2 separate regions of the Mus musculus genome follow, and region 2 is linked to region 1. The links are chromatin loops, found by intact Hi-C in ENCODE. Cell type or tissue: heart. All regions are shown on one strand. Links, peaks and the distances in the headings refer to the core of each region. The heading gives the core; the rest is flanking DNA.

Evidence for each region. Hi-C counts contacts between places; a loop is a spot of excess contacts. Peaks named below come from ENCODE experiments on the same cell type or tissue, not always from the same donor. Only the 100,000 strongest peaks of a DNase experiment are listed, where the experiment ranks them.
Region 2: it touches region 1 in a loop (5-fold over the local background); 5 of 42 quality-filtered maps call a loop at or near these places.

What each region holds. Positions count from the first base shown.
Region 1 is chr4:149,446,661-149,462,469 of GRCm38, reverse strand. Rbp7 (retinol binding protein 7, cellular) reads left to right here and starts at 7,502. Exons shown (of 4, transcript NM_022020.2): 1 at 7,502-7,592; 2 at 8,936-9,114; 3 at 9,520-9,621; 4 at 12,547-12,769. The coding sequence starts at 7,520. The coding sequence ends at 12,597. It also overlaps the pseudogene Trmt112-ps2. In heart, for the core only: CTCF peaks have their summits at 7,617 and 8,643 (motif pointing left); DNase peaks (open chromatin) are centred at 4,169, 4,449 and 7,419.
Region 2 is chr4:149,510,158-149,525,966 of GRCm38, reverse strand. Ctnnbip1 (catenin beta interacting protein 1) reads right to left here and starts at 7,726. Exons shown (of 5, transcript NM_023465.4): 1 at 7,588-7,726. It overlaps Gm24381 (a small nuclear RNA gene), which reads left to right and starts at 8,685; the gene lies at 8,685-8,788. In heart, for the core only: a CTCF peak has its summit at 7,830; DNase peaks (open chromatin) are centred at 6,926 and 7,866; H3K4me3 peaks cover 1,935 bases; H3K27ac peaks cover 1,324 bases.

The DNA.
Region 1 (15,809 bases), core at 3,914-11,913:
AGGAGGGGAGGGGAGAAGAGAGGAAAGAGGAACAAAATGGGGAAGAGACAGGGAGAGAGGGGTGTACCCCAGATGCCCCCCCCACATGCCTATGAGACTGTTAGTGGAGAGAGTGTCTGCCTTGAAGGTGGGTTTCCAGTGCCAGATGTCCAAGTCTGTCATTCACTGGCCCCCTCAGAATCCTTTCCTTTGAAATCGTGTGGTCCCTAAGGTCCCTCTCAGTTTTAAAATATTAATAGTCCTACTGAAGGACTGTTCCTCAGGCTGCTGTCCCCTGAGAGCTGTCACCAGCGCTTCCTTCCTCCTTGACAACTGTTTCTATGCCAGGAGCCATGGAAGTGTGAGATCTGGCCAAGTTTCCAACAGTGGTGTGAGGAGAAGATCTGTAGATCTAGGGCATCAGTCAGGACCTTCCAGAACTATTTTAAAATCTTTCTTTAGGGGAGGGAAAAAAGGCTTGGGCTCTGGGGAGGGGGAGGGGAAAGGGGGGGACAGAAAACAAGAAGAACTGCCCTCTTGGAAGCCAGAAAAAGTCCTTATGCTTAAAACCACAGTCTAGGGTTGGCCTGGTTCTGCTGCCAACCCCGGCAGCTGTGGATAGGTGGACCATCCTGGGGGTGGGGTATGAAGAAGGGTTGGCACTTCACCCGTGTGCTGTCACAGGGACACCTGGCAGCCCATAAGGTAGGATGCGTGGGCTGGCACAGGAGGAGGGAGGGGCCAGTAAGCCCTACCCTGATGCCCTGATTTCTGGCACATGCTGGGGGGGGGGGGGGGGAGAGGGGGCGGGCGGTGTCCTGATCCTGTTTTGACAACCTGGGGTGGGGGAACCTCTCTCCTTGTGTATCCTTTTGTACACCCAGCACCTGACATCACCTCCTTTCTCTATTCCTGCCTGTGAGCCTCCCTGAGTCTAAGTGAGTCACAGCGGACTGTATCTGCCAAAGCAAGGTGAGCTATCCAGTGAGTGTTTCAAAACTAATGGTAACCTTAACAGCTATGCTGTAAAGCAGGGAAGATATCAAGCTCACACAAAGCCAACAGCAGTCAAATGGACCATTGTATACAATAGAAAGCCTTTACCCAGCTTCAGTGAACATTTTAACAAAATGCTTCCTGTGCGGGGGAACCCACATTGTTTCCTTTTACTGGCTATTTTGTAGTTTTGTCAGACAAGGTATTGTGTAGTTTAGGCTTGCTAGGAACTCAAGATCCTCCTGTCTCTGGCGTGTTGGGATTACAGGTGTACTCAGAGACCGTGCCTGGCTTTCTCTTCGAATCTGTTTTGCTTTGAGACAGGGCCTCTAGCGCTGGAAGCTCTTGAACTCCCTATGTAGCTGAGGACAACCTTGAACTTGGGATCCTCCGGCCTCTGCCGCTGAGTGCTGGGACCGCAGGCATGCGATTACAGCCAGGTTGGGTTAGGCAATGCTAAGGATAGAGCCTGGGATTTCATGCATGCTGGGCAAGCACTCTAGCAACCGAGCTTCAGCCCCAGCCATCGATTGTCCTTTGACTAGCATCCCATGTGTACCACTTCCTATTGATACTTCTAAGTGAGAGGGTGCTGGAGTCTCACTTGTACGCTGAAAGAATTATACTGAAGACTACGAGGAAAGAGGACATGAGAAACAAAGACCAGGAAGAAAGAGGACTTTATAAAGAGGCTTACAAGACAGGGCCTGGCGAAACAGCTCAGCAGTTAAGAGCACTGATTACTCTTCCAAGAAGTCCTGAGTTCAATTCCCAGTAGCCAGGTGGTGGCTTGTAACCATCTATAATGAGATCTGGTGCCCTCTTCTGGCCTGCAGGCATACATGCAAGCAGACTGCTGCATTCATAATACATAAATCTTTTTTTTTTTAAGATTTATTTATTTATATGTAAGTACACTGTAGCTGTCTTCAGACACTCCAGAAGAGGGAGTCAGATCTCATTACAGATGGTTGTAAGCCACCATGTGGTTGCTGGGATTTGAACTCCAGACCTTCAAAAGAGCAGTCTGGAAGAACAGTCGGGTGCTCTTACCCACTGAGCCATCTCACCAGCCCCATAAATCTTTAAAAAAAGAAAAAAGAAAGAAAGAAAAAAAAAAACAACCAAAACAAACAAAAAAGCGGGGCGTGGTGGCACATGGCTTTAATCCCAGCACTCGGGAGGCAGAAGCAGGCGGATTTCTGAGTTCCAGGCCAGCCTGGTTTATAGAATGAGTTCCAGGACAGCCAGGGCTACACAGAGAAACCCTGTCTCAAAAAAAAAAAAAAAAAAAAAAAAAAAACAAAAAACAAAAACAAAAAAAAAATCTTGGGGCTGGAGAGATGGCTCAAGAGGTTAAGAGCACTGACTGTTCTTCAAAAGGTCCTGAGTTCAAATCCCAGCAACCACATGGTGGCTCACAACCATCTGAGATCTAACACCCTCTTCCCATGTATCAGAAGACAGCTACAGTGTACTTACATATAATGATAAATCTTTTTTTATAAAAAGAATCTTAGGGGCTGGTGAGATGGCTCAGTGATTAAGAGCACCAACTGCTCTCCCGAAGGTCCCAAGTTCAAATCCCAGCAACCACATGGTGGCTCACAAACCATCTGTAACGAAATCTGATGCCCTCTTCTAGAGTATCTGAGGACAGCTACAGTGTACTTACATATAATAAATAAATAAATCTTTAAAAAAAAAAAACAAAAGAATCTTAGGGCATGAGTAAGATTTAGACCAGTGGTTCTCAACCTTCCTACTGCTGCTACCCTTTAATACAGTTCCTCATGCTGTGGTGACCCCAACCATAAAATTATTTTCATTGTTACGTCATTACTACAATTTTGCTACTGTTATGACTCATAATATAAATATCTGTATTCTCCAATGGTCTTAGGCAACCCCTATGAAAGGGTTATTCAATCTTTATAGGGGCTGTGCAACCCACAGGTTTAAAAACTGCTGATCTAGAGAGTTCCTATAGGACACTGTACTTGTAGTCAGCAATAATATGTTGGGCACTTAAAATTTACACAGCCATAAGTGCTGGTGCATGCTTATCATCCCAGTAGTTCCAAGGATTACAAGTTCAAGGCTAGCCTGGACTGCTTGACACCTTGACTTAGTCATAAAATAATTCACTAGGGGCTAGGTCTTGTGCAATTTGTTCTTGCCACCAAAAATAACACAGAAAGCCCACAAAAGAAACGGGTTTTCTCCATTTAGGCTGCCTCTGCGGTGAGGAAGCGCTAACTTCATGAGAAAGCAGTGTGCTCCCTGAATGCTCCCTGAGTGCTCCCCAGGTGCTCCCCTGAGGTCTCTCCTAAGTAGTGTGGCCAAGCAAGATTGAGGGGCTCAAGGCTCTTTGTGTTGGTTCAAACTTTGTCACAACCAACAAGTTTTACAGGGGTGCCACTCAAAGTGGCAGCGTCCCCAAAACCGAGCTCATGTGTTCCCAGCCACCGTGATGCTGTTGAGAGAGCAGTATTTGCGGAGTAGCTTTTGTTCAGCTTCCTCTTTGTGCATCCGCAACAAGTTAAGTCAGACCTGCAAAAGAATTTCACCCTGCTGTAGGTCGTAGCCAAAGGCAAGACAGTTGCTGGAGGAGACAATACCTGGATTTTATGTGCTGTCTGTGTCAGATTTTTCTACTGTAGGACGCTCAACCCCGACTGGCCTGAACAAGAAAGCCCTTTGTATTCAGAAGCAGAGATGTAGGGCAGGATCCAGGGCTGGTGTGAATGAATCCCCAGAGTTATCACGGTCCCTGCCAGTCAGGGTGTCCTAATTCTGTGCCTGGTGAGCTGCAGGGGAGTGACCAGGGCTCTGGGCACAGAGAGTGAGTCATATGCTTCAGAAGTGGAGAGAGGCTGGGTCCCCACCAGCTCTTCCTTCAAATCAGACATCTTTCCTGTGACCCATTATCATTCGAGATTTCATGTCCTTAATTAAAACCAATTCTTGGTACAGGAGATGAGGTTGCAGAGATGGGGTTAGCCTTGAACTCGTTTGGGGCTATCTAAGGAATCGAAAGATACTCCTTGCCTTGGTGGTATCGTCTCCTGACAGCAGGAGGGGAGGGAGGGGTGATGGGAAGATCACCTTCTTGCTCCCAGGTCCTTCTTGGATCAGCATCAAACCCCATCAAGTGAGAGAGAGTTCCCACCCATGTGACCTCGTCATTTCCTGTCCAGTGTCTGTTGAGGAGGAGTTCTACACATAGGTTCAGAGCCTCGCCTTTGTCTAGAAGTTTATAGTTGAGTTCCTAGTGTTAAGCACAGGGTATGGAGGCAAATACCGTCCTTCTTTCCTCTCCTCTCCTTTGCAGTGATAGTTTCTGATCCTGCCTAGAGGGAAACTCTTGGAACTGACCAGGAGGAAGGTGATTCCGGAGCCTATGATTCAGTCAAAGCTCCGTCCCCTTCAGCAGCAGTCCAGTCCAGTCTTGAATAGGTGGCCTTTACTCAAGCTGGCCCGAAGCCAGGGCAACTGGCACAAAGGCTAAGAGTATTATTAGTTACTTCTGTGCCTTTCATTTTTAGGCCAGGCTTTAGAACAATATGATCCTTAAGGTTAGGAAGTAGCTACTGTTCTTTTTTTTTTTTTTTTTTTTTTTGGTTTTGAACCTTTAATGAGAAAAAAAAATATACTATGGAGCTCAAGTACACGGTGGTCGGTGAGTCACTGGGGGGAGTTTGGGGGTCACACATGACACGTCTATTTAACAGACCGTACAACAGAAACACACAGTCAACAAAATACCAAAGTGGCGGCTAGCAAGGTTACGTCTCAGTCTCCTCATCATTCAACAGCATATTGGGGATCCCGCGGCTGATGGGGAAAAGACGACCAGATTCTGGGCATTGCAGGGTGCCCTCCAGTACATCAACCTCAAGCAACACGTGGTGCATCTTCCTCAAAAATGTCTCGTCGTGCTCATAGCCTTCAGTCGGCTCTTTGGGTACCTCGGCCAAGTTTAAGGTGTCCGCTGCCTGCACAAGCGCCGCCCACTCCACTTTGGGGATCATCCGCGCCACGAACTCCGGGTTGAACTCCACGGGGTTGATGCGGACCTCAGTGGCCTGCAGGCGCAGCGGGAAGCCACGCGTGCCCACGCCCCGCACATGGGAGCTTAGGAGATTGTGGGTGAGCAGTTTCATGTTGTCACAGCGGAGCGCGTGAGGCCGGAACCGGAAGGCGTAGCTACTGTTCTTTATGCGTCCTGTTCCAGACTCCAGAAATTTGGGCAGAGTTCACAGTTATGGATCCCTCAAAGGTCAAGGAATGTCTATGCCATTTGGTGTAAGAGATTCAAACGCTCTTTCTGAGCAAGTTGATCCCACCTTGGCTTCTCAATACAAAGGGCATTTCTCCCTTGGAAAAGGTCACATTCAGTCAGTCAGTCAGTCAGTCAGTCAGTCAGTCAAGCATTTATTGAGCATTTGCTGGGCAGAGTGCAAGACCCGGGGACACTGTCATGGTAAATGACGTGAACCCACAGTCATGCCTTTCAGTCAACAAACAGGGAAATGGACGAGGCATGGACTAGGAGAGGGAGAGGGAGATGGAGACAGAGAGGGAGAAGACATAAAACATATGCAAATTATAAACAGGTTTTTGGGGTTTTTTTGTTTTTTGTTTTTTTGTTTGTTTGATTGATTTGGTTTTATTTGGTTTTTCAAAACAGGATTTCTCTGTGCAGTTCTGGTCATCCCGGAACTCATTCTGTAGATCAGGCTGGCCTTGAACTCAGAAATCTGCCTGCTTCTTCCTCCTGAGTGCTAGGATCAAAGATATGTGCCACAACAGCCAACCTGAAAAAAAAAAGTTAACAAAGTTGTGAGTTTTTGTCAGTGCTAGCTGTGTCACCATGGGTGTCCATGATGCCTGTTAACTGATGTGGAAGGACCCTGTACCGTTGGCAGAGTTTAGGTCTTGGAGTGTGTGACAGGAGACATGAGTGGGCCCAGCACAGGCAGGCATTTCTGCTTTTGACTGTGGATGTCTGATAGCTTCACGTGCCTGTGACCCTGGCTTCCCTGCAAGGCTGGACCATAACTTGGAATGGTGAGTTAAAACAATCCCTTCCCCGATAAGTGGCTTTTGTATGAGTATTTCATCACAGCAACAGGTAACAAAACTAAGACCCACCCGCTTGCTTTTACGGTGCAGACACAGAGCCCAGGGCCTCAGTGCAAGCTCTCTGTCACTGAGCTGCGTCTCCAGCCTGGTTTCCAGTTTCCTTCTTTTGAATTTTGAAAGGTTTAGGACTCTGGTGGAAGTGATGTCACCTAACTTCTGAGATCGCTTTGTAGGACACAGGGCAGCACCTTTGTGGTTCTCTTGGGACTCTTAGAGAACTCAACCTCCATGCTATCTGGGATCCCTAACAGTCCATAAAGAGCCTATAGCTTACCAGACCCAGCCCTCAGCTCTTTTTTTTTTTTTTTTTTAAGATTTATTTCTTTATTTCATGTGTGTGAGTACACTGTAGCTGTCTTCAGACACACCAGAAGAGGGTGTCAGATCCCATTACAGATGGTTGTGAGCCACCATGTGGTTGCTGGAAATTGAACTCAGGACCTCTGGAAGAGCAGTCAGTACTCTTAACCACTGAGCCATCTCTCCAACCCCTGGCCCTCAATTTTCAAGTGTGGACAGATTTCCAGCTAACACACAGTCAAGTCTGACCAGCTGGTCTAACCTGAGCAGGGTAAAAGAAATGAGTTCCTGGGCTAAAGAGATGGCTCAGCGGTTAAGAGCACTGACTGCTCTTCCAAAGGTCCTGAGTTCAAACCCCAGCAACCACATGGTGGCTCACAACCATCTGAATCAAGACCTGATTCCCTCTTCTGGTGTTTGAAGGCAGCTACAGTGTACTTACATATAATAAATAAAATAAATCTTAAAAAAAAAAAAAAAGAGCTGGGCGTGGTGGCACATGCCTTTAATCCCAGCACTCGGGTGGCAGAGGCAGGTGGATTTCTGAGTTTGAGGCCAGCCTGGTCTACAAAGTGAGCTCCAGGACAGCCAGGGCTATACAGAGAAACCCTGTCTTGAAACCCCCCCCCAAATAAATGAGTTCCTATTTATTAGGATGGCTAGGTGCTGCATATACATTGATGTATGTGTGGGCATGCGTGTGTAAATCAGAGAACAGCTGGTTTTAAACATTTATGTTGACCCAGTCAGTATTTGATGCTGGGAGCTGAAAGCCATTCGTTTAGTTATTAACATCTAAGAATAAGGGATGACCTGGGTCACACCCTGGGCTCAGAGGTGTTTAAAGTTAAACTAAAGGAGGGAGTCACAAGGGAAACAGAGGTTGCCAAGGTAGGGTGGGGCAGGAGAAGGGATGGAGCCAGGAGTACGTGGGAAAGGAAGGAAGGAGGGATAGCCAGGGCTCCACACCCCCAGCTTCCCTGTCCCCTCCTGCAGTCCCCTTGGGCTCCATCCTGGCTCCGCCCTCGCCCCATTGACAATATAGGGCACCACTGCCTGTGACTCTTGGGCTTTGGCTGCGGACAGACACCAAACCATGCCAGCAGACCTCAGCGGTACCTGGAATCTTCTCAGCAGCGACAACTTCGAGGGCTACATGCTGGCCCTGGGTAGGACTTAGGGTTGTGCAGCTAGGGGGAGCTAAGGTTGGGGAGCAAGGCCTCGGGCCTCCGGGATTGAGTGAAGACAGTTTGTCCTGTGTGTTCCAGGTCCTTCTGTCCCCTGTGGGTTATGTTCTCGCTGGTCAGCTCCTGTCCTTGTCCCAGAGTCTCTGCTGCTCTGTCTTTCTTCTGACCCCCTTGTCTCGTCTGTCACTCATCCCATCTGTCGGTACCTCTCTGCGTTCCTCGAATCTCAGGTGCTTATGTACCCCTGCCTATCCAAATCTGCGTGGATATGTGGGATACGGTTGGGAGCGGCTGGGGCTCCTAGGGGCAGGGCGGGTCCTGGCACTGGAAACCAGGCAAACAGCAGCTGCAGTCTGCGTGAGAATTCAATTTCCCCGCCAGAGCTGAGCCCGCTTGGCTAATGGCCAGTGTTCGGAGTTCAAGGCTACTCCTGCAGATGAACCGGCAGAGTCAGCCTGAGCTGCCCATGTGTGTGGCGAGAGAGCAGTGCCCCACACCCTGAACCCTGTGGCCTCCAGTGCATGGGTCCACGAGAGAGGGTCTGATCACTGACCCTGCTTCCTAAAAGACTCTCGGTATGGCGCTGACCGGGCAACTTGCTCTGGCTCTATGGATTTGACAGATTTGGGCAACTATTCCTGCATGCAGAGCATCCTTGCCAGGGCTTGTATTGGGATTTATTTGTTCGGGTTTTTTTGTTTGTCTGTTTTGAGATAAGGTCTCACGTTGTAGGTCAAGCTGGCCTGGACCTCACTTTGTAGACCAGGCTGGTCTCAGACTTCAGGAAATCCTCCTTTCTCAGTTTCCCAAGTATAGAGATTAGAGACCTAAGCTACCATATCTTGCTGTACTGGGTACTTGAAAAACTTCCTTCAAGTACATAGAACAGACTTCAAAACCCCAGTAAGTAAAAGCAATTAAAAAAAAAATCATCCTTCTTTAGCGGCTAGAGAGGTGGCTTAGTCATGCACATGGCAGCGCACAACCATCTGAATGCCCTGTTTACAGGGAATGCGATGCCCTCTTCTGGCCTCTCTGGGCACTGCATACATGTGGTGCACAGATATGCCTGCAGGTAAAATTTATACAAGTTCTCGTGAGTCAAGTATGGTGGTGCACACCTATGATCCAATATTTGGAAGTGGAGGGAAGAAGATCAGAAGTGTAATGTCACCTTTGCCTGTATAAGTTCAAAGACAGCATGTGTTATGTAAAATCCTGCTTTAAAACCAGCTGCTCTCTGAGTTACACACGCATGCCCACGCATACATCAATGTAAATGATTAAAATAAAAAATATATATAATAAGAACAATAACTTTGCAGGTATTGACTTTGCAACTCGTAAGATTGCCAAGTTGCTGAAGCCACAGAAAGTGATTGAGCAAAATGGGGACTCCTTCACCATCCAGACGTGCAGCAGCCTCAGGAACTACCTTGTAAAATTCAAAGTTGGAGAAGAGTTTGAGGAGGATAACAAAGGCCTGGATAACAGAAAATGCACGGTAAGGGCTTAGGCAGCAGCTAAGGGCTAGGGCTCTCACTTAGCCAGCATGAGGCCCAGGGAAGATTACTAGCACCTTAGAAAAAGAAAAACGAAAGAACATAGGCTTGGGGCTGGAGAAACAGCTCATCAGCTAAGAGCATTTGGGCTCTTGTAGAGAATGGAGAGTTTAATTCCCAGCACCCACATGGTGGCTCACAACCACCTGTAACTGCAATTCCAAGGACCTCTGTGGGCACCAGCCATGCACATAGTACACATACATGCATGGAGGCAACACATAAAATTTTAAAAGATCAAAATGTAACCTAGGCTGCAGATCTCAGTTAGCGCTTCACTCAGTCCACCCGGTAATGTTTAAGGATCCTGCCATAGTGAAACACTGTTTCTCTCTCCCTCCTTGCAGAGCCTGGTTACCTGGGAGAATGACAAACTCACTTGCGTACAGAGAGGAGAGAAGAAAAACAGAGGCTGGAGCCACTGGATCGAAGGGGACCAGCTCCACCTGGTACTGATCTGTCCTGATCTTTTGAAAACATTTTGGGGGAGGGGTGGGAGGAGAGATTTAAATCACTATTTCTTTACTTGTATTCATGTGTATGTATGTGTGCCTATGTGCCTCTCTCTCTCTCTCTCTCTCTCTCTCTCTCTCTCTCTGTGTGTGTGTGTGTGTGTGTGTGTGTGTGTGTGTCACATGTATGCAGTGCCTTCAGAGACCAAAAGAGGGCACTAGATCCCCTTGGAACTAGAGTTGCAGGTGGTTGTGAGTGTGGGGAACTGCACCCTGGTCCTTTGCAAGAGCTATCTCTCTATCCCCTTGTTTTTTACTATTTAAAAAAGTTGTCAGCCGGGCAGTGGTGGCGCACACCTTTAATCCCAGCACTTGGAAAGCAGAGGCAGGCAGATTTCTGAGTTCGAGGCCAGCCTGGTCTACAGAGTGAGTTCCAGGAGAGCCAGGGCTATACAGAGAAACCCTGTCTCGAAAAAAAACAAAAACCAAAAACCAAAAAAAAAAAAGTTGTCATAACAGTATGTTTTGATCATATTCTATCCCCTCCCTAAGTCCTTTCAGACTTTTATCTCTCTATCTAGTACCTAACTTCATATTCCTTCTTTGAAACCAAAATAAATAAATTTAAAAACAACAACAAAAACAACCCCCAGACAACAATAGGCGCATGGAGTCCATTTTGCAGTGGTCACTTCTCCTGCACATGAGATATGCCTTGGAGAGCAGCTGATATACTGTGCGCCATAGGAGAAAACTGATTTCTCCTCTCCCAGAAGATATCAATTGGCTGGGCACTTCCTGTCATTTTCTTCTCAATTCTGGGATTTGTCTGGCTTGACTTTCTGCAGGTCTCGTGCATGCTGTCACAGGCTCTGTGAGTGTGTCCATACACCAGCCCCGCTGTGTCTGGCAGAGGCTGTTCCCTGGGAGTCGCCCACCACCTCTGGCTCTTAGAGTTTTTCTGCCTCTTCTTCTAAATAGATCCTAGAGCCTCGACGGCTATCTTAAGGCATCAGGTACAGGGCTGAGTGCTCCAAGGTCTCTCGCTGTCTGCCCACTGTCCAACTGTGGGTCTCTGATAATTACCATCTACTGCATGAGGAAGCTCCTTTTTTGAGGGCTGAACAATGCACTGGGATGAGCCCCACATGAGTGTCCTTTGTTCTTATTTGAAAAGAGATAATAGCAATTTTAAAAAGGTGGACAATTCCCCTACTCCTTCCCCCCCCCCCTCTCTCTCTCTGACATGCAGAAAGATCTTGAGGCAATTTTTGTTTTGATTTGTTTTTTTTTGTTTTTGTTTTTGTTTTTTTTTTTTTTGGTTTTTCGAGACAGGGTTTCTCTGTACAGCCCTGGCTGTCCTGGAACTCACTCTGCAGAGCAGGCTGGCCTTGAACTCACAGAGATCTGTCTGCCTCTGCCTCCTGAGTGCTGGAGTTAAAGGTGTGTGCTACCACTCTAGGCTGGATTCGATCACCTTTTTTTTTTTTTTAAGATTTATTTGGCCGGTCGTGGTAGCACACGCCTTTAATCCCAGCACTCGGGAGGCAGAGGCAGGAAGATTCCTGAGTTCGAGGCCAGCCTGGTCTACAAAGTGAGTTCCAAGACAGCCAGGGCTATTCAGAGAAACCCTGTCTCAAAAAAAAAAAAAAAAAAAAGAGAGAGAGAAAAGATTTATTTGTTTTATTTATATGAGTATACTGTCACCATCTTCAGGCATACCAGAAGAAGGCACCAGACCTCATTATAGATGGTTGTGATGGAAATTGAACTCAGGACCTCCAAGAGACCAGTCTGTCAGTGCTCCTAACCACTGAGCCATCTCTCCAGTCCCGATTTTATATATATATATATATATATATATATATATATATATATATATGAATGACATGTTTTATGTATACATGAGCTCTGTTGGTAGAGTATTTGCTCAGTGTGTGTGTAACTCTCCCTTTGAGCCCACATCTGTGAGTTCAGCACTTGAGAAGTGGAAAGCAGGAAGGTCAAAAGCTCAAGGTCATCTGCAGCGATACAGCAAACCAGAGATCAGCTTTGACTCTAGGAGAGCTGGAAAATAATAGTGTTTCAGGGTGGTCTCTATGATCAATGAAAGTCAGTCTACGGTGCCTCTTGTTACCTTGAGAAGCCAGAGGCACAGCCCACTGTGTCTTGCTGCTTTGGGGCCTTATTTCTTCCCAGAGGGGCACTGGTTTGTTTCACAACCAGGACTGCATGACCACAGGTCACAGCTCAAAACAGTCAATACTTCTTTTTTTTTTTTTTTTTTTTTTAGTAATAATAGTGTCTCTTTTTTAAAGGATTTATTTATTTATTTATTTATTTATTTATTATAAGTACACTGTGGCTGTCTTCAGACACACCAGAAGAGGGCATCAGATCTCATTACAGATGGTTGTGAGCCACCATGTGGTTGCTGGGATATGAACTCAGGACCTCTGGAAGAGCAGTCAGTGTTCTTAACGGCTGAGCCATCCCTCCAGCCCCAGTCAATACTTCTAAAGTGCAATCTAGAAGGTATAAAATCTGCAAAGTATAAAACCAGGGCTGGGTAAGGCGGGACACACCTTCAATCCTAGCACTTGGGAGGGAGAGGCAGGTGGATCTTTGTGAATTTGAGAGCAGCCTGATTTTCATAGTGAGTTCCAGGACAGCCAGGGTTATGTAGAGAGACCCTATCTATATTCATGTGTGGTTATGCATACAAATGCGCATACATATGTATAACCATACCTGTGTTTGTGAGTCTACACTAACTCCAGTAGAGGCAGTCAGGATCACGTTGTCGGACACCCATTTCCTGTCAGCGTGAGGATGGAGAAGACTGTACATTCGGTATCAGGACTGTTGAAAACATACGTCAACTTTTTCTTTTCTTTCTTCTTCCCTCCCTTCCTGTCCCAGGAAATGTTCTGCGAAGGCCAGGTGTGCAAGCAAACCTTCCAGAGAGCCTGATACATCTCCAGCAACAGAGCCCGCTTGAGGCAACTACTCAATGCCAAGTTATCTCGTAGAAGGAACGGGTGTTTGTCTGTTTTGGGTTGATGAAGGGTCTTGTCATTGGAAAGATGTCACACAGCCTGTATGAGAAACTGTTTGATTTCAGGACAGTTTCAGCTCCAATAAACCTGCTCAAGTGGTGCTGATTGGTTTTTTCTTTCTACACCTAACATGACTTGCTTGTTGGTTTGTTTATTAATTTATTTGGTCCAGGGACTGGAGAGATTTATTTGTTTGCTTGCTTGTTATCTGAGGGGCTGGAGAGATGGCTCAGAGGTTAACAGCACTGGCTGCTTTCCCAGAGGTCCTGAGTTCAATTCCCAGCAACCATGTGGTGGCTCACAAGGATCTATAATAGGATCTATAATAGGATCTATAAGAGGTCCCCTCTTCTGAACTACAGACATACATGCAGGCAGAACGCTGTATACATTATAGATAGATAGATAGATAGATAGATAGATAGATAGATAGATAGATACCTATATCTCTATATCTATCTATCTATCTATCTATCTATCTATCTATCTATCTATCTATCTATCTATCTATCTATAGTATTTGAGACAGGTTCTTACTGTGTAACCCTGGCTCACCTGGAACTCATTATGTAGACCAGGTTAACTTTGAACCCACAGACATTGCCCTGTCTCTGCCTCCTGAATGCAGGGATTAAAGGCCTGGGGCACAACCAATTATTTTAAGGAGTGTTCAAGAGCCGGTTCCGTGTGCAGAGTACACACTGGGAAACAGGATGTAATTCCTGCCTCCAAGGCTAGTGAGAAGGGTTTCAAAAATAGCTTCTGAAGGTGGACAGGTGGTGGCACTGGCCAGGTGTGAGGCTGTAGAGGTGGCCTTGATACCCATGCCAACAGGAAGCACTTTAGCTGGAAGGCCAGGAGGTCTTGTTGTTGTTGTTGTTGTTGTTTTGTTTTGTTTTGTTTTGTTTGAGACAGGGTTTCTCTGTGTAACCTGGCTGTCCTGGAACTCTGTAGACCAGGCTGGCCTCGAACTCAGAAATCCGCCTGCCTCTGCCTCCCGAGTGCTGGGATTAAAGGCGTGTGCCACCACGCCTGGCTGAAAAGGCAAATTTTAAGGGATAAAAGAAGAGGCTTTTCATATGCCGCTTACATACATAGACATACGGGCAGGCAAAATTTCCAAACACATAGATAAAAATCCGGGGGGCTGGTGAGATGGCTCAGTGCACCCGACTGCTCTTCCGAAGGTCCGGAGTTCAAATACCAGCAACCACATGGTGGCTCACAACCATCCCTAATGTGATCTGACTCCCTCTTCTGGAGAGTCTGAAGACAGCTACAGTGTACTTACATATAATAAATAAATATTAAAAAAAAAATCCGGGGCCAGCAAGATTGCAGTGGGTAAAAGCCCCTGCCCTCCTCTGACAGTATGAATTCAGTCCTTATTTGGTGAAGGAGAGAACTGATTCCTCACAAGCTGTTCTCTAATGTCCACATGAGCATTATGGCATGCATATGTGCACGCATGCACGCACGCACACACTGGTCAGACCTGTCCCCAGTGCTTCTTTAAGAGGAAGGTCAGTGGGGGGGGTGGGTATGGGGGACCTTTGGGATAGCATTGAAAATGTAAACGAGGAAAATACCTAATTAAAAAAAAAAGAGGAAGGTCAGACCTTCCTCATTTTTTTCTTTTTAAATATGTATTTTTATTATTAACATTCTTAAGCATTGCCGCTGTTTTGTTTGTTTGTTTGGTTGGTTTTTTTTTTTTTTTTTTTTTTTGGTTTTCAGAGACAGGGTTTCTCTGTCTAGCCCTGGCTGTCCTGGAACTCACTCTGTAGACCAGGCTGGCCTTGAACTCAGAAATCTGCCTGCCTCTGCCTCCCAAGTGCTGGGATCAAAGGCGTGCGCCACCACTGCCCGGCTCTGCTGTTTTAATTAGAACTTTACAACCTTTGTATTCAGACCAACACATACACTGTTGTTGTACCTATGTGCTAATAGATGAACATCAACACTTGAGAACTTCACATGGATCTTTTTTCTCTATAATTTATTTGCTCAATTTATAAAATGCTTTACTATACATTCAACGTATAAAATGATTGGTTACATAATGTCTTTTCTTTTTTTTTTTTTTTTTTTCCATTTTTTATTAGGTATTTAACTCATTTACATTTCCCATAATGTCTTTTCTAAAACATGTCACCACTTGCCTATCTTTCTTCTTTACAACTCTCGCCTTCCCATTCAGATACTGGGATCCTTTTTCTCTTCTCAAATTATTTTTCTTCTGCTTGATTTTATTTGTTTTATTTAGTTTTAAACCATGTAGATTAGTTGTTGCTTTTTAATTAGCACACAGACTAAAGAAATTCAGTATCCCCTTTTCTTTTGTTTTACTTTATTTTTTTATTAGATATTTTCTTTATTTACATTTCAAATGCTATCCCGAAAGTTACCTATACCCTGCCCCTGCCCTGCTCCCCTACCCATTCACTCCTACTTCTTGGCCCTGGTATTCCCCTGTACTGGGGCATATAAAGTTTGCAATACCAAGGGGCCTCTCTTCCCAATGATGGCCAACTAGGCCATCTTCTGCTACATATGCAGCTAGAGACACGAGCTCTGGGGGTACTGGTTAGTTCATATTGTTGTTCCACCTATAGGGTTGCAGACCCCTTCAGCTCCTTGGGTACTTTCTCTAGCTTCTCCTTTCTCTAGCTCCTCCATTGAGGGCCCTGTTGTTCCTTCCTATAGATGACTGTGAGTATCCATTTCTGTATTTGCCAGGCACTGGCATAGCCTCACAAGAGACAGCTATATCAGGTTCCTTTCAACAAAATCTTGCTGGCATATGCAATAGTGTCTGGGTTTGGTGACTGATTATGGAATGGACTCCCGGGGTGGGGTAGTCTCTGGATGGTCTATCCTTTCGTCTTAGCTCCAAACTTTGTCTCTGTAACTCCTTCCATAGGTGTTTTGTTCCCTATTCTAAGGAGGAATGAAGTATCCACACTTTGGTCTTCATTCTTCTTGATTTTCTTGTGTTTTGCAAATTGTATCTGGGGTATTCTAAGTTTCTGGGGTAATATCCACTTATCAGTGAGTGCACAGTAAGGAAGGTCACACTAAGAATGTATGTAGGTTGGGTATCAATTTAACAGGAGCTAGACTAGC
Region 2 (15,809 bases), core at 4,774-12,773, 63 kb before region 1:
GTCTCTGAGGACAGGCCTAGCACTGGGCAGATTTGGGGAAGAAGAATCTGGCCCCCACCCCATTCTGCACATATTGACCTGCAGCAGGGGTACCACACGCACAAGTTGCTTGAGGAACTCTGTGGGCACAGCAGAGGGCCCCACAGCCCACCCACCACTGTAGGCCTGTTTTTAAAGCTGGCAGCAGAGAAACCTGTCTGGTAGGAAGAGAATCCCGGAGAATCAAGGCAGCGCATTTGTTACTTAAACACACCAGGTGGCTGGGCATGGTGACACATACCTGTAATCTCAGCACTTGAAAGGCAGAGGTAGGTGGATCTCTGAGTGTGAGGCCAGCCTAGCCTTCACAGTGAGTTCCAGGCCAGCCAGAGCTACATAGTGAGACTCAGCCTCAAAGAAAACAAAACAAAACAAAACTATGCCTGAAAACAACACACCAAAAGACAAAAACAAACAAACAAACAAAAAACCAAAAAGGCACCAGGTTGATGGAAAAAGATCTGCAGTGAGAGGAAGCCTCGGGGACCAGACAAAGCAACCCTCAAGGGAAGCAGGTTCCTTCCTTCCCGACAGTGTCACGTAGCACAGGTTGGCCATAACTAGCTCTGTAGCCAAGATGGCCTTAAACTCTTGATCTTCCTGCCTTAGCCTCAGGAGTGCTGGGCTCACAGGAACACACCAGCATGCCCAGCACAGGAACAAGTTCTTCCTAACCGCAGCTTCCAAGGCACTCCTTGTGGCCAGCAAAGCCCACACTAAGTGCAGCATTTGCTGCCTGACACAGAAAAAGGCTCTAGGCTATTAGCTTTTCCCTTTGCTCTTCTTAGCAGTGACACGACAGCAGGGCTGCTGTGCACATCTGAAAACTCTATCCAGAGTCTGTTCCCAGGAGATCCAGACACTCCCATGAACACAGTTTTGACTCATGTGACTCCATGAGACAGTCAGCCTCTTAGGGATATTTTTGCTCTACCTACCACAGTAGTCCTAGTGCCCACGAGCTAGATAAGCCTGCATTGCCGACCTTTACTCTCAGTCCCCCCAACTCTTCACTAGCTGAATGACTCGCTAGAAAAAAGAAGGACACATGGGAGACAACCACTTCTTCATCTCTGGTCTTTGCCTAAATGACCAATTTCCTCAGCTCCACATGTGACCCTGACATCAACACCCTTCCATCATGGGTGTCATACAGTTTACACACCTGCTTGCAGATGCTCACACAGGACACAACTATAGAAAACAGACCTGCCTGGTGGTGGTGGTGGTGGTGCACGCCTTTAATCCCAGCACTTAGGAGGCAGAGCAGAGGCAGGCGGATTTCTGAGTTCGAGGCCAGCCTGGTCTACAGAGTGAGCTCCAGGACAGCCAGAGCTACACAGAGAAACCCTGTCTTGAAAAACAAAACAAACAGATTCATTCATGACCCCTCAATCCTTCATATATTTCAAAAGGAGGACATTTTAGTCCAGTTACACTGACCACAAGGTAGACTTCTCTAGGGACACTGTCCTCCCATCTGTGGGGGACCAGAGCGTAATGGGCCTTGAATAAGTGAGTATGTCAGCAGCTGGTGCCCAGTCCTCTCTCATAAACCTAGTTCAAGCCCAGGCAGCATTATCTCTATTTACCGTTAGGAAAAGAAAATGAGGTAAAAGAAGGCTAATTAACCCTAATTAGGTCAGAAAAGATGAGGAAAGGGCCTAGGATTCAAACCTTTGCCACAGCCAGGGAGTCAGCGCTTTGTCCCTGACAAGCTGAACCCCAAACAAGGTCGCTAACCTTGCTAGGCCTCGGTTTCTGGTTACATAAGTGGCAAAAACTCCATGCATCTTCAAAAGTCTGATGAAGGTCAGATGAGACAATGAACACAGAGTGTCTCTCACTGTCTGAACGAGCACACACCACTCTCATTATAAGGAACCCTGCTATGTGAGCGACAGACTGCACCTACTCTGGGCTTAGTTCTTAGGGGAGCACAGATGACATGTGACTAATTGTTGTTTCGGACTCTGTCAATGAAATGCCTAGGACCCTGAGTGGGACTTATAAAAAGAGACCAATTTGATCCCTGCTAAGTCCTTTGGTCTCTCCAAGTTGGCGGACATGGGCGACATGCACCATAATGGACAATGGCATGCCTGAGGGAGCATGGGAGCTGCTACTGCATCAGGCCAAGGCAGCCCTGGCTCCCAGTGAGCTGCGCCTCTGCCCACCCTTCTCTGCTAAGTTTCTAATTCTGCTCCATGCAGAGCAAAGCAAACCTGTTCTTTCTAGACATCACTGTGTTCTTATCAAGCGACCAGACAGCAGGTGCTCAGAGGTGACAATGTGCCTGGCTCTCCAAAGCAGGCCTGCTGATACTTGGAAAGAGTCTAGAAGAGAAGAGAAATCAGGAAAGCTACCTATTCAACCATGATATATCAGAAGCTCAGGGATAGGAATGTAGCTCAAGGCTAAAGTGCTTGCCTAATATGTGCAAGACCCTGGGTTTGAGTCCAGTACTACAAAAATAATAACAATAATAATAATAAGGAAGAGGAGTAGGAAAGAGGACAGAGGGAAGGGGGTGGGAGGGAGGACTAATTTACATAGCTTGAAACAGAGTCTGTGAGACACCCCCTTGCTGGAGAGCAAGGAGCTAAGGGCTCACCCAGCATCTTAGCACTAGACAATGCTTGCTGATTTACAGACTCCAGAGAAAAAAAGCTCAGTTAAGTCTGCAGGTCTGGTCAACCTAGCCATTGACTCCTGGATTTTCTGAGTGTTATCCAATCAGAACCTGCTGGTCTGCAAAGACCTCCCCAGAACTAACAGCTCCCACTCCGGCCAACTGTTCTTCCTGGCTTCCTGATCCTTCTCCTGGAATGCATTCTTCTGAAAACTCCAGGAAGAGCTCCCGGGCAGCAACTTCTCACTCTCCAGAATCCAAGAGAAAACCCAACTCCCGACCACGACCACGGATCCAGACCTGACTCTGCTCACCACACTCCAGCCCCCATTACCTGCTGCCTACAGAGCTGCCCTTTGGCTCTCAACGTCACCATTAAAAAGCCACCTCTCAGAACAAGCTGGATCCTCGCCCTCACCCTGTCTCACAGCTAGGTCCATTCCCTCAACACCCTGTATGCATCTGTTCACTAACTCACTTTTTAGTGTTACTCTTCATTGCTAGATGCAGGACCCTGGGCTTCAGGGATCTTAAGGATGCTTTCTGTCGCTGAGTTATAAAGCTGACCTACAGAAATGCTCAATAAAGGAAGAGAGAAGTGTGCCTGGCCAGTAGTTGTGTAGCAGTTGCTGCCTTGCATATCTGAGCTCCTAAGTTTAGTATCCAAGAAAATTAACTAACTAAATCCTAAAACTAAACTCCATTAGATAATGAATCTTGGCTACATCTGCAACACAATAATGACTGGTGTCTGGTATCAGCTTATTAATTGATTGATTGATTGATTGATTGATTGAGACAGGGCCTCAATTATATGGCCCTGGTTTATCTGGAACTCATTGTGTAGACCAGGCTCAAATTCCGAGATCCTCCTGCCTCTGTTTCCCAAATCCTGGGATTAAGGGTGTGCTCCATCATGCCCAGCTTCAATTAAACAATTATTTACTGAGTATCTGAATTGAACTATAATAACAGACAAAGACAAAGCTCTCTGCCCTTAAAGAGCTTAAGTTCTGGCAGGAAGGAAGAGATGGGGAGAGAAAGGAAGAACAATGAGATAATTGGGCCGATGAGCTAGCTCAGTGGGTGAAGCACTTGCCTGCAAGCCTGCTAACCTGAGGTCAATCCCAGAACCCACATGGCAGAGGAGGAGGAGAACCAACTTCTGAGCGTTGTACACACACATTCCCTATCTCTCTCTTTCCCCACCCTCTTTCTATTTTCCTTCTCACATATGTGGTGTGCATATATGTGCATGCTTTGCACATATGAAGGGTTACATGTGTGCACACAGGCATGTGTAGCCCAAAGCTAATATCTGGAACTATCTTTGATTGTTCTTCTACCTCCCTCATTGAGTCAGGGTCTCTCAATCAAGCTCAGAGCCTCCTCATGGCTTTTGCTAGCCAGCTTACCCTAGGGTCTCCTGTCTGTCTTCTGAGTCTGGAATTACTATCAGGCCGGCACACCCACCCAACATTTATTTGGGTTCTGGGGATCTGAACTACAGGCCTTACTGTTGTTGCCTGGCAAACACTTTACCCCCTGAGCCATTTTCCCAGCCCTAACCTTTTAAAAAGTGAGATAATAGCTAGCAGTTCAGTGAAGCACTTACTAAGTGCAAGGCGCCATTCCGAGCACTGAATAGGTATTACTTAATTTAATCCATTCAACAACTCTGAGGGAAATGGGAAAGCTTAGACAGGGACTGGCTAAGGACTTTCTGACGCTCACGTAGCCTATGGTGGCAGAACCGAGATCCAAGCCCAGAGTTTGGGATAAAGTCCATGCTCTAATTAAGAGCAACACTTCATATTTGCTGAGTGTTAAATAACCACACGGTCAGCACGCTCGGCAGCTGTTCTCTGGGGGCAGGGCTGGACAGAGAACAGCTCCATCTAAGAAGAGCTGCCCTGTCCGGTGAGCACAGTCACTGACGACCTGCTGAGTTTCTGCCGGATCACTCTAAGAAAGGGGTCTACAAGGAGGCACAGTCTGACGAAAAAAGACTCTCAGAGGTAGGACTGCCAGCCAGCCAACCTTTACACTTTGCGCAGGTCACTGACCTCAAACACCGCCAAAGACACAAGATGACTTCAGTGGAGACCCTGGCCTCAGACAGCTCAGACACACGCATATACACAGAGCTGACATAGAGATCATGACAGGCACTGAAGCAAAGGAACAACCTGCTAGGGGACTTCAAAGGAGTTAGCCAGCCCTAAGTCCTCACTGCCCACACAGGTGACCTCCAAAGGCCTCTCTGTTAGCACAGAATTAGAGCAGCAGAGAACCAAGTTTAATTCCATTTAATAGCTCAAGTTCATGGCCCACTCAGGTGTTCTCCAGCCTACAAGCAAAGCACTCTAACTGTCTTATTTTCCTCCTCTTCTCCCCTCATCCTTTAAATTTTTATTTTTTTATGACAGCGTCTCTCTATGTAGCTCCTGGCTGGTCTGGACTCACTATGTAGACCAGGCTGAACTCCCAGACCTTGAACTCTCAGAAATCTGCCTGTGTCTGCCTCCCAAATGCTGGGATTAAGTGGATGAGTGTATTTACCCCAGTTTCTTAACCTTGAGGGTACTGGACACCAAACCCGGAGCCTCACACATTTTCTCTAACTGCGCTACATTCTTAGCCCCTTCAGCTTCTTCCTGCAACAACACACAACAGAGGCAGGGCACTAATGCTTCCATGTAAATGATGCATCCAGGCTTGGAAACGGAGCCCAGTGTGTCCTCTCTCCTCCACCTCTAACTGATTTACAAACCCACAAGCTCTCCTCCATCAGAGGGGCTGGCCTGTTCTGTGAGTACATTGCTGTAACATGGGGACTGTTTCCAGTTAAGCCATGAAACCCACCAGACTGAAAACTCACAGCCAGGAGTCTCATCTCATCTGTGTCAGAGTCCAACACAGTACCTGATTCACAACAGACCCTGAACAAGACTCCCTAAGCTCAACCTGAGCGGAAGTCAGATGGAGACGCTCTGTACAGCAGACTTTCAGAGGCTGTTCCTCAGAGTGTTACTTCCCAGTTTCCTGCATCCAGTAATGGGGACACACTGATTCTACTTCCTTCCTTCTATTACCATCTCTAGTTGGGCAAGCTCAGCGGTCAGTCGACAAGCACCTTTGCCTCCACCTCCAACGCCCCCTCCCCCACAACCCTGTCTCTTCATGGCTGACAGAACAATCATTTGTTCACTTATATTATTTTTCTTTTTTGAGACTGGATTTCTCTATGTCACTTAGGCTGTCCTAGAACTTGTTCTGTAGACCGGGCTGGCCTCGAACTCACAGAGATCTGCCTGCTTCTGCCTCCCGAGTGCTGGGATTAAAGGCACGTGCCACTACCTTCCTGCTCAGAACAATCTTTTAAAACCTAGACCATGTGTTAATTAGTATCTTTCTGTTCAATTCACTCTAATGGCTTCTAACTCTTTTGGATAATGTATCATACCCTACACAATATATTCTTCTCACCTAGACTCTTCCTTCCTTTCCCCTTTTCGAGAGGGTCAGGATGACCTCTTGTTCCATAGATTCCTAGTGTTCTGGCCCCTTCATAGCACCTAATGGTTTCAGCCACTTATTTCTTTACTCAGTTATTATCTGTGCTCTTTCCTTCCTTGGTTGCCATCTCCCAGAAGGCAAGGACTGTTTAAGCCCCAGAGCATGGAAGGCATGAATGGATCTCCATCTCACAGAGGTAACTTCTGTCTGTCCTCATGGACCACACTGGCTCTACCAGGAAGCCATGAGTGACACACTGGCACTGAACAGTTGGCACCTTTATTTGTGATTCAAAGTCCTGCTTTGAATCCAAGGAAGTGCTGGCGTCTCCAGACACCTTCATGGCAGCAGAGATCAGTTATCACAGGGTTTCCAGCCAGGAACAAGAGCCTGGTGGTGGTAGGAGCGAGCCAGAAGCCAAGAAGCCAGAAGCCACTTGAGAACTAAATCTCAAGACAAACTGACTTGCCTCCAGATCCCACAGCAACATACTCTGTGCCTCAGTTTACCCAGCAGTTATCTAGGCACACTTCCTTTGGATCTGTAAGTGACAGGAGACAGAATAATTAACAGCTAGAGCATAGTTAGATCCTCAGATAGAAAGTGCTGCAAGCCGCACGTCTCATTATTCATAAAACTCTTGATCCCCTTGGGCCTTCCCATGAGCTAACCGGCAGAGTTACTCCTAAGTCAAGTTCCATACACAGAAGCATGCAAAGGCTGCAGGGCCTCTGCAGGTAAAGTGTCCAGAGCTCCAGGCTCACGGAAAAGGGAAGTGCAACCTTGATAGGGGTGGCAAAAAGGAGGGGATACATGCAATTTGGAGGTCCGAGTGGTTAATCTGCAGGCTCACGTTCCCAAGTGCCCTGCGAAGGTGAGACATGTGTCTCTCACATGTACCTTCCAAAAACACCAAGGAGAGGTGGAATCAGGGGAGCGGACGGTGCATTTAAACTAGAAAGGGAGGAAGGGCAGCTGGGCGGACAGACAGACCTTGGCAGCATCTAGGAAGGGAAACATGGAGAGTCAGGATGCTGGGAAAGAGGTGCGGTAAGGTGAGGAAGAGACAGGGCAATGGGACCAGGAGGGTGGACAGACGATGACAAGCACGCGGGCCCAGAGGGGTGAGCAACTGGGACACCTGTGGAGGAGACCCCCAAGAGAAAGGGAGGAAGGCAGCAGGGTGGTCTGCGGCGGGAGGTAGCAGCGCCGGGTGTGGTGGGGACGACGGGTCCAGGCCCAGGGCGCCGCGCCAGCGGAGCCGGCCCGGTGGGTCTCTGCGGGGTCGAAGGTGCCTTCCGCGGCCCCTCCCCGGGAGACAAAGGGCCGGCGGCTCCCCCGCGTCCCGGCGCAGCGCCGGCCCCCATGCTGCGGTCGCGGCCCGGCCTCGCGCTTACCTGGGCCGCCCGAACGCGCGGCGCCGGGGGCTGCGGGTCCGGAGCGCGGCGGCCTGTTCCGGGGCGCGCTCAGCCGGAGAAGCAGCCGCGGCGGCGGCAGCAGCACCAGGAGCGGCCGCCTCAGCCTCCGCCTCTCCGTGAGTCACCGCGGCCGGGAGGGAGGGAGGCGCCAGGCTGCCGGAGGAGGGACCGGCGGAGGGGGGCGGCATCAGGCTCCGCGCGCGCGGCGGAGGCGCGGCGCCGACCACGCCCCAGAGGGAGGTACCCTGAGGGGCGGGGCCTGAAGGGGTGGAGCCCCTAGAGCGGGAAAGGAACAGGCATTGGTTAACACACCTTTGGGGCGGGCTGCTTGCTGGAGGGCGGAACCCTGAGCCTCAACACGAGAAGGACAACTCATTGGTCATCTCTGGTTGAGGGCGGGACCAGAGGCTCGTGGGCGGGGTCTCGCGGTGGGTGGGTAGGGGCTCTGTCTGTACTGAGAACCCAGGGGAGGAGCAGGCGAGGCTAGAGTGAGGGGTCATATAGGGTAGAATTTTCACTGAGGCCACTTGACCCAGAACCCCAGAAAGAATGAAATGGAAGAGGTTGCAGACTATTTAGTGGCGTGGGCGTGGTATCTTGGAACAGTTAGGTCTGCTCTTGAATTTGGGGCCTAGCCTGGGGTCTGTGAAATCCAGAGTGCCCAGGGCCTCTGTGATTAAAATCTTTCTACCGGCAGTCTTGCTGTATCTGGAGAGGTTGAAAGGGGAAAATTGTTCATTTTCGGCAAATTGCTTTTAGTTTAAAGGCACATGAATGCTTAAGAGTGGTATCATTTCCAATTTATTTTTGAAAAATTTATGTGTGTGCCTCCATGTTTGTATGTGTGCCACATGTATGTCTAATGCCTTGGCATGGATTCCCTGAAACGAATTACAGACAGTTGCGAGCAACCATGTGGGGCTGGGAACTGAACTCTGGTCCTCTACAGAAGCAGCAAGAGCTCTTAGCTGAGTATACTCTCTGCTAGTGTCCATGGGCACCTACCCATGGTATACATACAACAGGCATCCACACATAAAAATCAATTGAATAAATAAATTTAAAAACTAAAAATGGTACTCATTCCGGTAGCATACATACTAAAATTGAAACAATACAGAGATCAGCATGGGCCTGGCACAAGGATGACACACAGATCTGTGAAGCATTCCATAGTAAAAATAGAATTTTAAATGACAAAAACTAAAACCTTAAAAATACAGTAAACTGTGTTTGTTTTTTTTTTTGTTTGTTTTTGTTTTTTTGTTTGTTTGTTTGTTTTTTTCAAGACAGGGTTTCTCTGTGTAGCTCTGGCTGTCCTGGAACTCACTCTGTAGACCAGGCTGGCCTCGAACTCAGAAATCTGCCTGGCTCTGCCTCCCAAGTGCTGGGATTAAAGGCGTGCGCCATCATACCCAGCTTGTAAACTCTTGTGTGTTGTTGTTATATGACTATGCCTGGGGAGAGCAAACATCTACTCACCTCAGACAGGGAGCCAACTGCAGACCAAAACTCTACCAAAATCCAACTTGGTAAACCTATGAATTTTATTGGTGTGACTTATAGGAGTATGGGTGAAGTTACAAGAACAGAAATGACTCAAAGACGATTGTGTCACCAAAGTCCACCCTAGCATGAGTGACAAAAGCTGGGAACCTGAAACACACTGCACAGTCCATAGGTAGCACAGCAGGTTGGAAAATGTCCTTGCCCTGTAGCTTGGTTGGTCCATGCCTCTTCTAGGTAGTTCAGTCGGCTTTATTGCTTGGAAAGGAAGGGGGCTAGTGAATCTGGTCAATTTCAGGAACTTCCTGAAGCCACTGAATTGTTTACCTCCTGAGTTTAGTAAGTTTAGCTATAGGATGGAATGTTTTATCTTCCTTAAAAAAATACAGTCCCTTTGTCTTCCCTTTAACATCTGTGTTTAAAGGACCTTCCTTCAAAGACAGAAGGTTTTCATCTTGGAGGGAACTGCTACACAACAGTTAAATGTGTGCATGTTGTTTGTATGTGTACATCTGTGTGGAGGTCAAAAGTCAAAGTCTAGTATCTTCTGGTTTTCTTTTTGCCTTATTCTATTTTTTTGGTTTTTTTTTTGTTTTTGTTTGTTTGTGTTTGTTTTTTTGAGTAAGTTAGTTTCTCTCATTAGTCCTGAAGCTGAGGAACACTTCCTGGGTTTTTTTATTTCCTTTAATGACTTATTTATCTTTATTTCATATGTATTGGTGTCTTGCCTTCATGTGTGAGGGTGTTGGACCCCCTGGAACTGGAGTTACAGACAGTTGTGAGCTGCCACATGGGTGCTGGGAACTGGTCCTCTGGAAGAGCAGCTGGTGTTCTTAACCACTGAGCCAGCTCGCCAGCCTCTTGATGAGTTCTCTCATCAAGCAGCAGCCTGCATAGCAAGCACCTTGTGACACTTTGCTAGCCACAAGGCAGAAAGCCGCTGCCTTGGTTTCACTTTGATGTGACTGTGTGCAGCATCCCTAGTGTGTGGTGTCTTCAGCAAGGCAGCAGGTAGGTGATCAAGAGCAGTACCACGCAATGGCGCCTCCATTGTTTTGAAGCCTCCGTGGCTCCCTGGCCACCAGTTCACAGAGAGAGGCTCACACCTCCACTGAAGACTTACAGCTTCTGGAAGCAGCATTATCCATCCACACAGAGTACCTCCATTCAAACATGTTAAAAATATTCTTTTAATTAATTAAGAGTAGACCAGCGAGACTGGCAAGCCCCAGGGCTCTGCCTACTCAGCTCTTTGATTACAAGCTTTTATGTGGGTGCTGAGGATTCAACTACCAACCACCCCGCCTCTCGCCATAGACATTTTAAAACATTACCCTTATATCTGAAATGCTCAGATTGTTCCTTTTTTTTTTTTCCGGTTTTTTCGAGACAGGGTTTCTCTGTATAACCCTGGCTGCCCTGGAACTCACTATGTAGGCCAGGCCTCACAGTCACATCAAAGTGAAATCTGCCTGCCTCTGCCTCCCAAGTGCTGGGATTAAAGACCTGCGCCACCACTGCCGGGCTGCTCAGTACTCTTGATTCCACAAACTGCACCTTAGTCATACCTGAGTGACATGGTGGTGAGCTGCCATGAGGATTATGAATCCTCGAAGGCCTTGCATATGCCTTACTCATGACTGGATCTCCAACAGTGTCCCGAAGGCACTGTGCCTGGAGCAAAGGCTCAAATATTTGCCAGGACTACAGCTTCCCAGTGGGGCCTTCAGGTTTCCCAGCGAACACACAGATGCAGAAGCACACGATCACAGTGTTTTTCTAGAAATACTCATGTTTACGCAAATCAATAAAAACTGTTGGTGTTGCTTGCTAGTCGAGATGGAAGAGTGTGGATTATGTTCTCATAAAGATGCTTAAGGACCGAGCGGGAAGGAAATGCAGAAGACTACATGTGCTGGAGAGAAAGAATGGCTACTTCTGAGTTTTCCCAAGTTTTCATATGTATTTTTTAGTTTTAATTATTTGGTTTTATGTGTCTGAGTGTTGGCCTGACTGTGTGTCTGAGTGTTGGCCTGACTGTGTGTCTGAGTGTTGGCCTGACTGTGTGTCTGAGTGTTGGCCTGACTGTGTGTCTGAGTGTTGGCCTGACTGTGTGTCTAATCACCATGTGCATGTGGTGCCCTCAGATCTCAAAAGAGGGCACTGGGCCCCTTGGAACTGAAACTACAAATGACTGCCATGTGGGTGCTGGGAACCCAACCCTGATCCTCTGCAAGAACAGCCAGTGCTCCTAACCACGAGCCATCTCTCTATGTGTTTAGGGTTCAAAATTACAGTAAATTTATCAACACAAGTCAGCCTCGGAGTGACCCCAGGAGTTCAGAGTTGGGCAATGGGCATTTCTAGGCAGCAGAATTACTTTAGGTTATCTCTGGCTCCACCCTATGCCTAGGAAGTAAGGGACATTTGTCAGTTCTGACAGTCTCTCTTGAGGAGCAGGAAGGACACAAGCCCAGTGCCAGGATGGGCACCGCCATTACATAGCTCAAAACAAACTCCGAAGCAGAACAAGAATGCTAGACTCTGACAGTGATGGTTAATATTAACTGTCAATATGACAGGGCCTAAACTCACCCTGGAGACACATCTGTGGGCATGTCTACACGCTATTAACTAGATGAGGTGAATTAAATGTGGGCAGCATTACCCCACGGGTTGCATTCCCAGGCTCATAAAAAGGAGAAAGCAAGCTGGACACCAGCATCCATCTCTCGGCTTCCTGCCGGCAGCTGTGATGTGAGCAGCCGCCCCCCAGCCCCACTGTCGGGCCTCCCCATCAGGGTGGACTCTTCAGCCACACATTAAAATAAGCCCTTCCTTAAGTAGACAAGAAAGTAACATAAACATAGGCTGAGATGTACCTCTGAGGCCATGTGCTTGCCTAGCATGGACAAGCACTGAGTCTGACCCCAGTGCCACAAAAGGAGCGGGTAAACCAGTTTTTAAAAAAATTTAAAGGGCTTGGAGAGATGGCTCAGCGGTTAAAAGCACCGACTGCTCTTCCAAAAGTCCTGAGTTCAATTCCCAGCTGCCACATAGTGGTTCATAACCATCTGCAATGTGATCTGATACCTTCTTCTGGTGTGTCTAAAGACAACTACAGTGTACTTGTATACATAAAATAAATAAATCTTTTTTAAAAAATTTAAATGCACTGTTGGTAGTGTTGGATTTGCTAAAAACAATTTAAATGTACCCAGTAGTGACTGGGAGCATTTGAAAGGCAAAGACAGGTGGGTATCTGTGAGTTTGAGACCAGCCTGGTCTGCAGAGCTAGTTTCATGACAGCCAAGACTACCCAGAGAAACCTTGTTTTGAGAAACCCTGTTTCAAGAAACCAAAATTAATATATATACATACATATATATACACACATACATATATGTGTATATACACATATACACATATGTGTATGTATACACACATATAATACATATATGTGTGTGTGTATATATGTATATGCACATATATGTATATATGTGTGTATATATGTGTGTGTATATATATGTATGTATATATATGTATGTATGTGTATATATGTATATATATATATATATATGCAGACAAACAAACAAGTTAAATAATAAAATTTAGTCATAACAACTTATTAACTAGCAAAAATTATAGTAAACAGAGATGAGCATGGTGGCTCACACCTGTAGTCTTCTGAGCCTGACACAGGAGGATTGCCATGAGTTCGAGGCAAGACTAGACTTCGCTGTTACATATTAAGTTTCAGGCTAGCCTGGGCTACGGGAGTGGGATTCTGTTTCAAAATCACTAACAAAAAGCCCCACCGATGCGACACGGTGGGTAAAAGTACTTGACACCCAAGCCTGGTGAGCTAAGTTTGATATTCTAACCCAAGAAAATGGAAGGAGGAAATCAACTCCACACAGTTGTCCTACACATACGGACATGCACATGCACAACACGGACACACACACTGACACACACAGGGGTTGGGGTAGGGGGTTGGACAGAGGGCAAAGCATTAAGGACGGTTATATGACAAGTCTATAACCCTGTCCCGGTTTCTGATTCCCAGAACCCTTTAAAGGCAGACAAGGTAGTGCGTGTCTAATCCTAGGGCCAGATCAGGAGGCAGAGACTTGAGAACCCCTGGAAGCTCACAGCCAGCTAGCCTGGTGTGGGTGTGGCTGAACAGAGAGCCTCTCTCAAACAAGATGGGAGCTGAGGACTGACTCAAGACTGTCCGTAGACTTTAATATGTGCGTCAAGGTGCATGTGTGCATGTTTAAGTGAAATAAGTACCTTTTATTTTGGTCCCTACGCCTGAGATCTGGTTCTATTTGGGATGGCTCTAACTTTTCAGAGGACGGACATTTGGAGGCCAGATGCACAGGGGACAGGGACTGGCAGTCAGGTTCCATCCTCCTTGGTTGTGCCTTGGCAAAAACTCAATCGATTTTCCTTTGGAGATAACAAGGAATTATTAAACATGCCGATGAAAGCATTTTGTAGATCTGTGAATATACATATTTTGCGTCCTAAGTAGGGTACGTACAGCTGTGAACATCTGGCTGGCTGCCAGCCTGCTCCCAGAATGTTGGTCTCCACAGCATTTGATAAGGGGGGTACCCACCACATCACAAAGCCCTGATATATGTACTTGGGATCAGTATCCAGAAGTCACTGCCACTTTCCTGGGCTAGTAGTTTGCAGACCTGCATGTTTGTAAGAGCGCACTGGGTCAGACTGCAGGGGCAGCTTCGGACATTCTAATCACTCGATAGAACGATGAGATCTCACTTTGAATGCAAACACTCAGCCTGCTGCCTTTAAACGCACTCTGTGCATGCTTTTGACCGCTGGTTATTGTCCAATTAGGGACTGAAGAGAAAGACAGTCCCTAAAAGCAAATAGCTTCCACTCTCTGTGAGTGAGTACTAAAATACTCACCATGCCCCTCCTAGAACACAGCTACCTGATTTCATACCTGCAGATGCTGCGGGATTATCAGAGTATCTGGAGAGGCTGAGACCATGACTGACAAGCGGCTCCTTCCTGGCCACAGAGAGGGATGGACAGAGAGCAGTGTGAGGTCCCAGAGCCGGACGGTCACTGCTATCTGCAGCCTTGTTCTGCCTTTCCCCTTCACATCATGGTAGAAAAACAAACGGCAAACCTCCTCTACACTAGGCCTTCCTGTGTCACAGATATCTTTTGCTATTGGTGGTCTGGGGTTCTCTGTGATGTATGCAGCTCAGGTCTAACCTTGCCTTCTCACCTCGCACCCTGTGACAGCCAGATTTTACTCTGTCCAGCAGAGATTGCTCAATCTAAATGAACTTTGTAGTTGTGTTTCTCCACAACCCAACCTCTTTGTCACTTCATTACAATTCTTGTGGGAAAACACTTCCCGTTGGCAGCAGAGGCCTCCCAGCTGGTTAAGCAGAGAGGCCTCGTTTTTTTTAAGGGTAAGAAACACTAAAGGCCGAGGGTGGCGCATCTTGGCGCTGCTGCCTGCTAATGAAGAGCCTCACACAGAAGCTGAAGCAGACATGCATGGTGCATGGTGCACATATGCTGTGATCTGAGAGGACTCCCTCTGCTCCCACATGGTGCATGACAGGCAGCCATGATTATTAATTATTTAAGCAATGAACATTAGAGCCAACACAGGCCTTTTTTTTTTTTTTAAAGGAAGCTACACTCTTGGATCCTCTGTTGAAGTCACTTTAATTAACATAAGCTATAGAGCTCAGAGAACTATATCAAGATACTCAGAAAAGATGATTTCATCTTTTTCTATTACTTTCTTTTCCCTTTAAAAGATGACAAGCTGGGTTATGTTTGGAAACAGCAGGGACAAAGTTAGAATTTAAAATAAACTTGCTATAGCGCGCTTCCATTTATGATATCAAGGAGAGGGCATGAAATGTTGACAAGATTTTTGTGCGCATGTGCTATAGGTATGCATGGTGCACGCATACCTATGTGTAGGGGTGTACGCCCATGTGTGCCCCAGGAGGACATTAGTATCCTGTTCCAACTCCACCCGACCTGTTCCCTTGAAGAAGGGTCTCTAGCCGGGCGTGGTGGCGCACGCCTTTAATCCCAGCACTTGGGAGGCAGAGGCAGGCGGATTTCTGAGTTCGAGGCCAGCCTGGTCTACAAAGTGAGTTCCAGGACAGCCAGAGCTACACAGAGAAACCCTGTCTCAAAAAACCAAAAAAAGGGCTGGTGAGATAGCTCATTGGGTAAGAGCACCTGACTGCTCTTCTGAAGGTCCAGAGTTCAAATCCCAGCAACCACATGGTGGCTCACAACCGTCCCTAACGAGATCTGACTCCCTCTTCTCGAGTGTCTGAGGACAGCTACAGTGTACTTACATATGATCAATAAATAAATCTTTAAAAAAAAAAAAAAGAAGGGTCTCTTTCTGAATCTAGAGCTCACAGCTTTTCTTATAGTCTGGCAGTTAGTGAACCTGTGATCACCTTGTTATCAATGCACTGGGGCGACAGGTTCTTGTAACCACACCCACTTTTGATGTGGGTGCTGGGGATTTGAACTCTGGTCCTCACGCTAGTGCAGTCAGAACTCTGAGCTTCTGAGCCACCTCCCTAGCCCTTGTCAGATAGGCCTGAACTCACAGCCCACCTACACCAGCCTGACCTGTTCTTGGCATCATGAGGTACCCTTGAGCT